Regions from separate parts of the Homo sapiens genome. Here region 1 is linked to region 2. The links are chromatin loops, found by intact Hi-C in ENCODE. Cell type or tissue: heart left ventricle. All regions are shown on one strand.

Region 1 (5,000 bases), 170 kb after region 2:
CATGTTGACGTGTATGTGAGGGCATGTGCCTGTGTGAATGGTGTCTTCAGTGGAGGGGCGTGAGTCTGTTCACTCCCTGCACACAGGAACAGAATGGGGAGACTCAGAGCCTCCTTCTCCTGTTTGTTTTGTTTTGTTTGAGATGGAGTCTTGCTCTGTTGCCAGGCTGGAGAGCAGTGGTGCGATCTCAGCTCACTGCAACCTCTGCCTTCTGGGTTCAAGCGATTCTCCTGCCTCAGCCTCCCAAGTAGCTGGGACTACAGGTGCCCACCACAATGCCCGGCTAATTTTTGTATTTTTAGTAGAGACGGGGTTTTGCCATGTTGGCCAGGATGGTCTCGATCTCTTAACCTCATGATCTGCCCACCTCGGCCTCTCAAAGTGCTGGGATTACAGGAGTGAGCCATCGCGCCTGGGCCCCTGCAGATGTTTTTAGAGCTGGCCGTTAGCCAGAGCTGTGTAGCCCACAAAGGAAGTCCTGGGAGCCCCCGCCTGCTCTCTCGATGGGCCTCTGCCATTCTTCTTCACCACGAGACTACGCATCCTCTTCTCTCCTTTGACAAACCTACTTGTAGGTGAGACTCTGAGAGGTTTGCATTTTTAAAAAGGACAAAGTGTTAAGCTAAAGGAATGAATCTTTAACGGTGGGATTTCAGGCCTCTTCCTCTTAGGGGAGGTTTTATTTGTTTTGGCTCTGGCTTGGTTTTGGCAGGGAACCTCCCCTGTGTCCCTGGAGCCACCCTGAAGCCCTAAGATCCCTCCTGGAACTGTCAGCTGGGTCACTCTCCCCTTTCGACAGAGCATTTCCTGGGGTGGGAGTCGAGGTGGGGGACATCAGCTTCCTTAAGCTCCAAAGTAGCCCACCTGCCAGGGACCCATGCCCTCTCTGCTGAGCCTTCAGCCCGTCCCCTTCTCTCCTGCCTGCCCTGCTCTGATACAGCCTCCCCCAGGGGAGGCCAGGAAAGATCCACCCCCACTCCTGAGGGGCCGGGGCTGGCCAGGCCGCAGTGGGCAGAGGGCATCCCAGCCACCTCTGCATCTGACTCCACAGCTGTGAGACAGTGCCAGCTCTTACCTGGACTTAGCCCACCTCAGTCGCTGGGGATGCAGCTGCTCTCTCTGAATGGGAGCCTCCAAGAGTCAGATGCAGCAATAAGCCCCTCATCTTCTGCTGGGGCCCCCAGTAGTAGGCTCTGGGGGCTTTGTGCACCAGGGCAGGCTGCAGGGATGTATCAGGCTCTCCCCTCCTCTCCAGAGTGGGGGACAGTTTCATACTCTGCCTGTCACCTTCTCTCCAGGGCAGCCTTGTCTCAGGCCCCATGCTCTGCAGGCCTGCAGGGCCAAAGAGGGAGAAGCCTGGGTGTCTCTGTCTGGCCGAGCCAGCTGGGATGAGGGTCTGGGGACAGGGTTGCATCCCTGGCCTTCCCAGGGCCCAGTCTCCTCATCCTCAGTCTCCTGGCCCCAGGAGACCCCCAGTGGAGCTGAGAGGGCTCAGTGCTGGGGATGGGGCTCGACGGACCCTGGCAGCCTGCTGTGTGGCACTCAGAAGGGGAAGAAGATCTCAGCCCTAGCACAGAGGGCTGGGAGGCTCAGGCACAGAGAGCCTGGTCAGCAGGCCCCATGTTGGCCACACGAGTGACCCTTCTGGGGGCCTGAACCCAGAGCTCTGTCTCCTGGGACGCCAGCAACCCTGCTTCAGCCCCACAGCCTGCCCGGAGCCCTTGTGTGTTCAGCCTGGGGCTCCTCACTGGAGGCCTCAGAGCTCCCCTCTCCCGTGGCCCCAGCCCAGCCTGGCTGCTGTCCTTGCCCTGGCCTGACCCCTGCATGACACTTGTGAGAAGCTGTCAGCCTGGGCTTAGGGCCAGTGACTGGGGACTCTGCCCTGAAGCAAGGCAGCCTGACCCCGGTGTCACTCCTGTCCCCAGAACTGGTAGGGAGGTTGGCCTTCCTCCCCTCCTGCTGCACTGCTGACCCCTGCTGGCTACCCTCGCACACCCTCCCCACACAGGCATTTCTCCACAAGGATCTGCTGCTTGAATGCTCCCAGCACAGGGGGCTCAGCACCTTGCACAGCCTGCTCCAGTGAGAGACACTTCTGCCTCTCTGAAAAGTTCTTTATCATTAGCTGAAGTCTGAATATTAGTTACTTCTATCTGTTATTCTTAGTTATACTGTCTGTAGTCACATGTTTTCATAATAACAATAACAACAACAGATACTGTCTGTGTGCCAGGCGCTGTCCACTATGTCATTTAATCCATTCAACAGCTGTGAGATTGGTGCCTGTGTCATTCCCATTATACAGATGGGAACGTGAGGCCCAGAGAAAGCGTGTCGTCTAAGGCCACCCAGCCATGAAGTCAGGAAGCCACTGAACTTGGAATTGGAATCCAGGGCCCAGGCCTTGCCAGCTGTGCTGTGGACGGCACTGCCATCCCACACCCACCATCTGCTTGTCCCTCTCTGGCTGGTTCTTATTTCCCCACCAGGCCCTGTGGCCCCAACATGAACTCACTCCTCCTCCTCCTCCAGACCTTGCAGCTGGATTGACTCTGCCTCCTGGAAGCCCTCCAGGGACAGCAAAGAGTGAGGAGTGAGCCACCTGCCCCCTCCCTCCTTATCTTCTGACAGGGAGGGAAAAGGAGGGAAGGGGATAATGGGGTCATATCTGCATGTGGTGTTAGTGGGTCTTCAGTGAAGAGGGGTCTGATCCTACTGCTCCCCTCTCCTCCAGACCTGAGGTCCTCACTCAGAGCCTGGCAGGGCCCCGGGAGTCTGCATTTGGTGGGCTGGTCTGGGCTTGCTCTCACACTGACCCTTGGCAAGATGACCATGGCTGCGGCAATGGGGGTGACATCTTCCTACAGGTTCGTGCCCCGGCCCTGCCCAGCAGACACCAGGTTCTTTTGGGGTCTCAGTAGTGCTGAGAGGGCAGGGCTGGGGTACAGACTTCATTGCCCCTCAGAGGACAAGGAACAGGGAAGGGCATGGAGGGGCTTTCTAGGTTCCAGCCTCCCTGGAGCACAAGGTCACATGCGGAGTGAGGAGCTGTGTGGGAGCATGAGGGGTGGGACGACTCCGGGCAGTTCTGGTTCCCAGAGGTCTGGAGTCCCCCTTCCTTTTGTGACCCTTGGCCACACTCCAGGGCCACAGTTCTGCAGTCATGCTCAGGAACTTCAGCCTGGCTGCTACCTCAAACCCCTTCCATTTCTCAATTTAACACGGAGACCAGGCACACAGCTCCCCAGGGAGAAGTACCACATTCAGGAGGATTTGGATTCCTGCGGGTGAGAAACTCGGCCCAGCTTTCATCAAAAGCTTGCCTGGAATCACACTATCTCAGTGTAGGGCAAGACCTCAGTGCATGCATCCAGCTCTATCCATCCATTCAGGGCTAGCGTCCCTGCCGAGTGACCATGTAACTCTGCTTACATACCTCCAGTGACCTAAGCCTCACTACCTCTTAGGGCAGCCCAAAGCCTTCCTCCTCCTGTAGAGCTGGGGTTTGTTTTCAGAGGTGTTCACTCACAAAGCCCAGCCCTGCCCCCTTAGGCGTCCTCAGAACCAGCCTAACCCTCCCTCCTATAATGTTTAGAACAAGTGACCATCTTCCTGCTGAACCTTCTACCCAACCAGAGCCAAGAGAGAGGGCCAGTAAGAACCCCCTTGGAGAACTGGGAGGTGCCCTCCAGAAGGGAGAGAGGTATCTAACGTAACTAACTCCCAACCCTCAGCTGCTGCTGAAACTTCAAGCCCGGCCTTGTCAGCTTTGGTGGGAGAGTGGAGAGAAAGTTCTTGTAAAACTGACCTGTTTTCCCTGCACTTTGGGGGATCTCAGAGGCCCAGGCCAGACTTGCAAGGGAGATGTGTAAAGAGAGAGAGGGCTGGTGGTGCCTGGGCCACAGGGAAGGAGAGACAGGGTGTGGAGGAAGCTGTGTCCCTGCCCAACAGATCCTGGGCTTCAAACCCAGGTGCCCTGACTCCTGAGCCCCCACTGCCCTCCCCAGCCTGGGTGCTACACCTTTATTAATGCAGCCGCAGACCAACCCTGCCCCTGCCAGCCCCTGCCAGCCACTGTTGCCCATAGAACTGACCATCATCATTAAACCCCCAAGCCCACACCAACCTCAGCCCCCCACCCACTCCCCACCTCAGGCCTGTGCAGTCAGGTCTGTGGCCCCGACGGTGGCGGGTGTTTCACTTTTTTCCTCCTGTGAGCCTCATTCCTCCCAATTCCTCAGCACATGGAGGCAGGACACAAGTAAATAAATAAGGTGAAATAAACATGTTTGTCCCTGTTAAGTTTCATCTCATTAGATCTACCTCATCACTCCCGCCTGTCAGCTTCTCTTTAGATCCCAGCTCTGTCATCTGGCATATTTGCCATCGTTCCCTCCAGCTGTGTGGCATCTGCAAATTTGATAAAGTACATGGAGCAGGTTTGTCTCAGAGGAAGCCCCTCCCCCCACTGGGTGGCTGGAGCATAGGCGTGCGCGTGCGTGTCAGTGTGCCTACATGCGAGCATACACACACACGCACACGCACACACTTCCCTCTCTCTGGCCCGGGCTCCTCACTCCTGTCCAGTCACCTTCAAGATCCTGGTGGGGCCTGTAATCGCAGTACTTTGGCAGGCTGAGGTGGGCGGATCACAAGGTCAGGAGATCAAGACCATCCTGGCTAACATGGTGAAACCCCATCTCTACTAAAAATACAAAAAATTAGCCGAGTGTGGTGATGGGCGCCTGTAGTCCCAGCTACTCGGGAGACTGAGGCAGGAGAATGGTGTGAACCCGGGAGGCAGAGCTTGCAGTGAGCTGAGATCGCGCCACTGCACTCCAGCCTGGGTGACAGAGCGAGACTGTCTCAGAAAAAAGAAAAAAAAAAAAAAAAAAAAAAGATCCTGGTGGGGATCGTGGGCACCTGCTCCACACAGGGCCTGCATTGAGCAGCAGCATGCTGTGCACATGAGTCCCTGCGTGGGATGGGACGCTCTGAGA
Region 2 (5,000 bases):
CATTGTGGATGGCCAGGTACGCTTGGCCCGTGCCAGACCACCAACCCCTTCCTGGAGAAGGTGGGGCTGGAGGCTTACCATCCCCTCCAGGCCCTGGGCCCTGGTTCCAGCCCCCAGGCCCTGGCTCCAGCCCCCACTGCCTGGGTAGGGTAGGCATAATGCCTTCTTGGTGGTAGTGTTTCTAAATTCAGGACCCTGGCCCCCTGAGTGAGTGCACACTGCATGCACATAAACACACACACACACACACACACACACACACTTCTCCATCAGTCTCTCTGTTTCTCACTTGACTCAGAGTCACAATGTCCATTATTTTTGTCTCAACTTTGCTATTCCTTTGCTATGTGGCCTTGGGCAAGTCCCTTCCTCTTTCTGAGCCTCAGTTTCCTCATCTGTAACATAAGTGAATTTGTCTAGACAGGCTGTAAGCTTTCCTGTGCATCTGTAATTCACATGATGCTGCTGTTTTTCTAATCTCTCTCCCATTCTCGTCCACTCCAAACACACATAGGCTCAGGGGAGCGACCCCGCTGGGTCAGACCGAGTACCATCCTGCTGCTCCCCTTCCTTGACATCAGCCTTTAAAGGTTAGGCCTGTCTCAGCTTCTTTGAGTGCACATTGATGGATCTGTTGAAAATGTGTTGATGACCTTTTTGGTTAATTTCCGTCCATTCATCATCTCATGCTTTTATCCAGTGGACATTTGCCCTGACAGTCTGTGTAGCTTACAAAAAGAAAGGGCATGGGGTTTGGAGGCCAGAGGTTTTAGTCTGGCATTAGCTTGCTCTGTGAGGTTGAGTAGAGGCCTCAGTTTCTTTACCCGTGAAAGGGGACTGTTGCAAGGACCTCCTGAGATGACGAGTGTGCAGCTGTAAGCTGCAAAGGCACTCCCTTGCGGGGGCTTAGCACAGTGTGATTCACTTTGGAGCAGTGCCTATCAGAAAGACTTGCCACCTGGGGCTGGGTGCAGTGGCTCACGCCTATAATCCTAGCACTTTCGGAGGCTGAGGTGGGCGGATTGCTTGAGCTCAGGAGTTTGAGAAAAGCCTGGGCAACATGGTGAAACCTTGTCTCTACAAAAAATACAAAAATTAACCAGGCATGGTGGCGTGCACGTGTGGTCCCAGCTACTTGGGAGACTGAGGTGGGAGGATCACTTGAGCCCCGGCAGTTGAGGCTGCAGTGAGCTATGAGAGTGTCACTGCACTCCAGCCTGGGCAATAGAGCGAGACCCTGTCTCAAACAAAAAAAGAAACATGCCTGCTGGGCACTGAGGGGCATCCTTCTAATTGCCCCAAGCCCGCATGCATGTCCATGTCACAGGAGGCCTCTGTGTTACCTCATCCACAGCCACGTAGGTTGTCAGCACCTGGCAGAGCCCCTCACTTTTGTCTTTTCACATCGAAGGGTTTGAATCTTGGTATCTGCCCTTTCTGGTCCCTCCTCCTTCTTCTCATCCCCTCCCCAGCCAGCCTGCCCTGTCCCAGGAGTCACAGTCCTGGGGTTGCCTGAGTAGCGCTGAGAGGCCTGGGTCATTTCTGGGTGGTGGCAAGTAAGGGCTCAGCCCAGTCCTCACTTTGGGGACAGAGCTGCCTTAAGAATACCTTTCCCCAGTGGGTGTTTTGTTTTTTTCTGTTAGGTTTATTATCTTATTACTATTACCTTTATTATTATTTAGGTTCATTACCTTCTTTTTTTTTCTCATTATTATACTTTAAGTTCTAGGGTACATGTGCACAACATTTCAAAGGTCCTGTCCTCATCACCATTCCCATCTCCCCTTACTGCCCTCAGGGACACTGTGCTGAGGGGGAAGGAGGCTGCCCCCGAGCCTTTGGAGAATGCTGGAGACCTAGGGAGGAGCACGGAGGAAGCAGCAGCACCACCTTGGGCTTGAGGGGAGGGCACAGACCCCCCTTGGGGTCGTGTCCAGAAGTGAGGGAGGGGAGGGACTGGCTGCGGTGCTGACTCCTGGGGCTTCCAAGGAACCCCCCAAGTTGGAAGGAGAAAGGATTCTCCATTTTGTGGCAGGGAGGTGGCTCAGGGTTGGTGGAGCTGTGCCAGCCGAGGGGAGGTGGCGGAAAGGTGTCCTCGGGTGCTTGTCTCTGGGGGCAGGGAGAAGGTTATGAGGTGCAGAGAAGACTGAGGCATCTTCCTTCACCCATTTCTGTCGCCCAGTGCCTGCTTCTTGAGGAGAAAGGTGAGATGGGAAACTGGCCTCCAGAGTGAAGCCGGTGCTGGCCCTGAGTCTGCCCTGCCCAGATCCCCGGAGCTGGTACATGGAGTATGTCTTTTCTTAGGGTACATCTAAGGATCCCCTGTGGCCAGCGGGTCTTGAGACACAGTGTCCATGTGTCTGTAGGATGGGCCTGCCCCAAATTCTATCCCACCCAGCCAACTCAGGCCTGTGATGTTATTAATAAAAATGTGCTTTGACTTTGGCCTCATTGTTGGCTGTCTTTGGACCCCAACCCCCAATCTTCAACCCTGGAGCAAGCCCAGTCTATCTGAGGTCTTGATCTAGTCCCCAGTCTGTGCCCATGGGGCTGCTAGGGCTGCCCTGCTGCAGAGTGGAGGGGTTGCAGCAGGGCATCTGTGCAGAGAGGGCAGGAGGTCTAGTTGGCCTGACCTAGGGCTGGGGAAGGACCCAAGGCCCAGAGTGCCAGGGGACCCTGCTGCCCACAAGCCGTGCCCCTGTTAGGAGGGGTGTCCCTGACTTCCCTCCCTCCCTAAGTTCCCAGGCTGTGCTGCAGCCTCCTAGGGAGGATCCGGGAATTCTCCAGCAGGAAGTTCCTGCCCAGCCAGCCCAAGGACAAAGCCAGGAAAGAGGCCCTGGGATGGGGGATCTGCCTCGGGAGGGCGGGCCTGGGTAAGCCAGGGGTCCCTGGTGTCCAGTGTTGCCTAATCTCAAAAGTAAGGGTGGGCTTGGGATGGAGTGCATAATGATGGGCCTTACTGGCCAGGGAAGGAGACCGACACACCTGGCTTCCCAGAGATGAGATGGGCAGCAGGGCCAGGCCTAGTTTGGACACCAGGAGGTGCTGTTCACCAGAAGGTCCTGCTGGCTTCCCTGTGGGGTCCCCCGTTCCTTCCTTTCTTTCTGCCTGGGTCCAGGCTCTGAGACCCCTCAGCAGATGTATGAGAAAAAGAGCTCACTGTCCCCAGCTCTTTTCAACATGACTGCTATCCATGGATGCTTGTCTGATGGTCCCCATGGGTCCCCACTGTGTCTAGCCCGAGGCCTGTTGCAGAGCTGAAGTTCAGTATCAGAACATGATGGCTATTCTTAGTAATCGCGGTGATTGATAACAACAGCTGTTGGTTGGATGGCCGGCCCTGTGGCCACAGACTTGGCGTGGGGAGACAGAAACTGTAGCAGCCTGGTCCCCTGCCCTGGCCCAGGCCAGCCCAGTGAAGGTGGGAGTCCCTGCCTCTGTCCCCCAGCCTGCAGGGTGTGGGTGGAGCCTGGAGAGGGCTGAAGGCTTTCTCCTGGACTTCCTGGCCAGAGCCCATGGTGTCCTTGACTCAGACCCCGAGCTGGGGCCGGGTGGAAGGGCCCATCTGGACTGCCCCCCTGAGTCAGCCAGGAGGCAGCCTTGTGACCAGATGACTCACCTGTGCCCTAATTGCCCTGTTAATCATTTCCTCCCAGAGTGTTCTCTGTTGGGAAGGGTGGGGCCTTGCAGGGCTTCCCTGGGAGCACCTGGATGAGGGGGGAGGGGCAGAGGGGGGCAGAAACCTTGGTTCGGGGTGTGGGACCCTGGGCTGGTCACCCTTCCTCTCTGTTCCTCATTTTCCCTGTCTCTCCAGTGAGGCCCATGGCACCTTCTTGTCCACTCCTGGGATTCCTCTGAACTGCGGGGGTCTGTGAGGCTGGGAAGTGTGGTGTGCTGGCGCTGTCCCTGGAGCAGGAGGGGGTCTGTGTGCTGGAGCAGGCCTGAGGGCCTCTTCCCAGACACACAGTGTCCTGGGCTGGTTTCTGCGGAAGGGCCTGGCTTGACATTTCTGGGTGGTGAAGGCAGAGGTGACCCAAGGACCTGCTGTGGGGGAAGGCCCCGTGGGTGAGGGCAGAGGGCTGGGCTCGGGTCAAGGCTAGAATGGTGAGAGCCCAAGCGTTCCTGAAAGGCCTCAGAGAACACTGCAGGCGCAGGCCTGCAGGGCGGGGCTGAGGACTGGGGATCCTGAAACGCCTCAGAGAACACTACAAGGGCAGGCCTGTGGGGTGGGCCCGAGGACTGGGGAGCATTGCAGCATTGCCTTCTCCCCCTTGCATAGAGACATCTGGGGACAGCTTCCACGGCCCCTCCTGCACCAGCACACTCACTCGGCCGAAGGGCCAGCGGGACTGAAGCCCAGCCCATCACACTCACTCACCAGGCCCTGGGAGGGGTAGCATCCCCCCGGAGGGTGCCTTTCCTAACTTGTTCAAAAGGGACAATGGGCTGGCAGTGGCCCTGATTGGGTCCATGAGGTTTGGAGCATTGCGAAGGGACTTGCCAAATCTCTGTCACTCTCCTGGTCTCTCCCTGTTGGTATATAAATGTGTCCCTGTGTGTGTGTTTCTGTCTCTGCCCTGTCTCCCCATGTCTCCCAGTGTCTCTGTCTCTCTCACTGTATCTCAGGTGGGATGAAGGCAAAAGCAAAGAGGCACCCAGGTCCATTCTGAGAGAGTTTAGGGACTCAGTGGTGGCTGAAAGGAAGGCAGTGGGTTGGGTCATTTAGGAGCTGGGGGTCAGGGTGGGTGGTCCCAGGAAAATGTGGGCAGGGCCAAAGGTGGGCCTATCCACCTCAGGAGACTGTATGATCCCCCTCCTGTGGCCCCCTGGCCAAGACCTCCCAGGGAGATGGTGCCTCAGGCCCTGTCTGGGGTCACTGGGGGTCAGCCTGGCCTACACTAGGGTGAAGGGAGGGCAAAACCGGAGATTTTGCTCCCCTTCTCAACTGGGAGATGAGCTGGAAAGCAGAGAGGCAGAGGGGAGAGACTCAGCTGGGTTGA

The links. Peaks named below come from ENCODE experiments on the same cell type or tissue, not always from the same donor. Only the 100,000 strongest peaks of a DNase experiment are listed, where the experiment ranks them.
Region 1: a loop joins it to region 2, with 6 times the contacts of the local background. A loop is called at or near these places in 62 of 110 quality-filtered maps.

What each region holds. Positions count from the first base shown.
Region 1 is chr6:33,760,408-33,765,407 of GRCh38, forward strand. It overlaps a transcript of IP6K3 not described here. Among named protein-coding and RNA genes, the nearest start is that of IP6K3, 16 kb to the left of the region's middle. RefSeq lists an enhancer at 763-1,366. In heart left ventricle, a CTCF peak has its summit at 1,975 (motif pointing left); a DNase peak (open chromatin) is centred at 1,874; H3K27ac peaks cover 588 bases.
Region 2 is chr6:33,586,794-33,591,793 of GRCh38, forward strand. It overlaps LINC00336 (long intergenic non-protein coding RNA 336), which reads right to left. Exons shown (of 2, transcript NR_027908.2): 2 at 1-1,077. It also overlaps the pseudogene GGNBP1. Among named protein-coding and RNA genes, the nearest start is that of LINC00336, 4.0 kb to the right of the region's middle. RefSeq lists enhancers at 3,102-4,301, 3,232-3,281, 3,402-3,471, 3,962-4,071, 4,455-5,000. In heart left ventricle, CTCF peaks have their summits at 3,031 (motif pointing right) and 3,238; DNase peaks (open chromatin) are centred at 2,998 and 3,526; H3K27ac peaks cover 2,499 bases.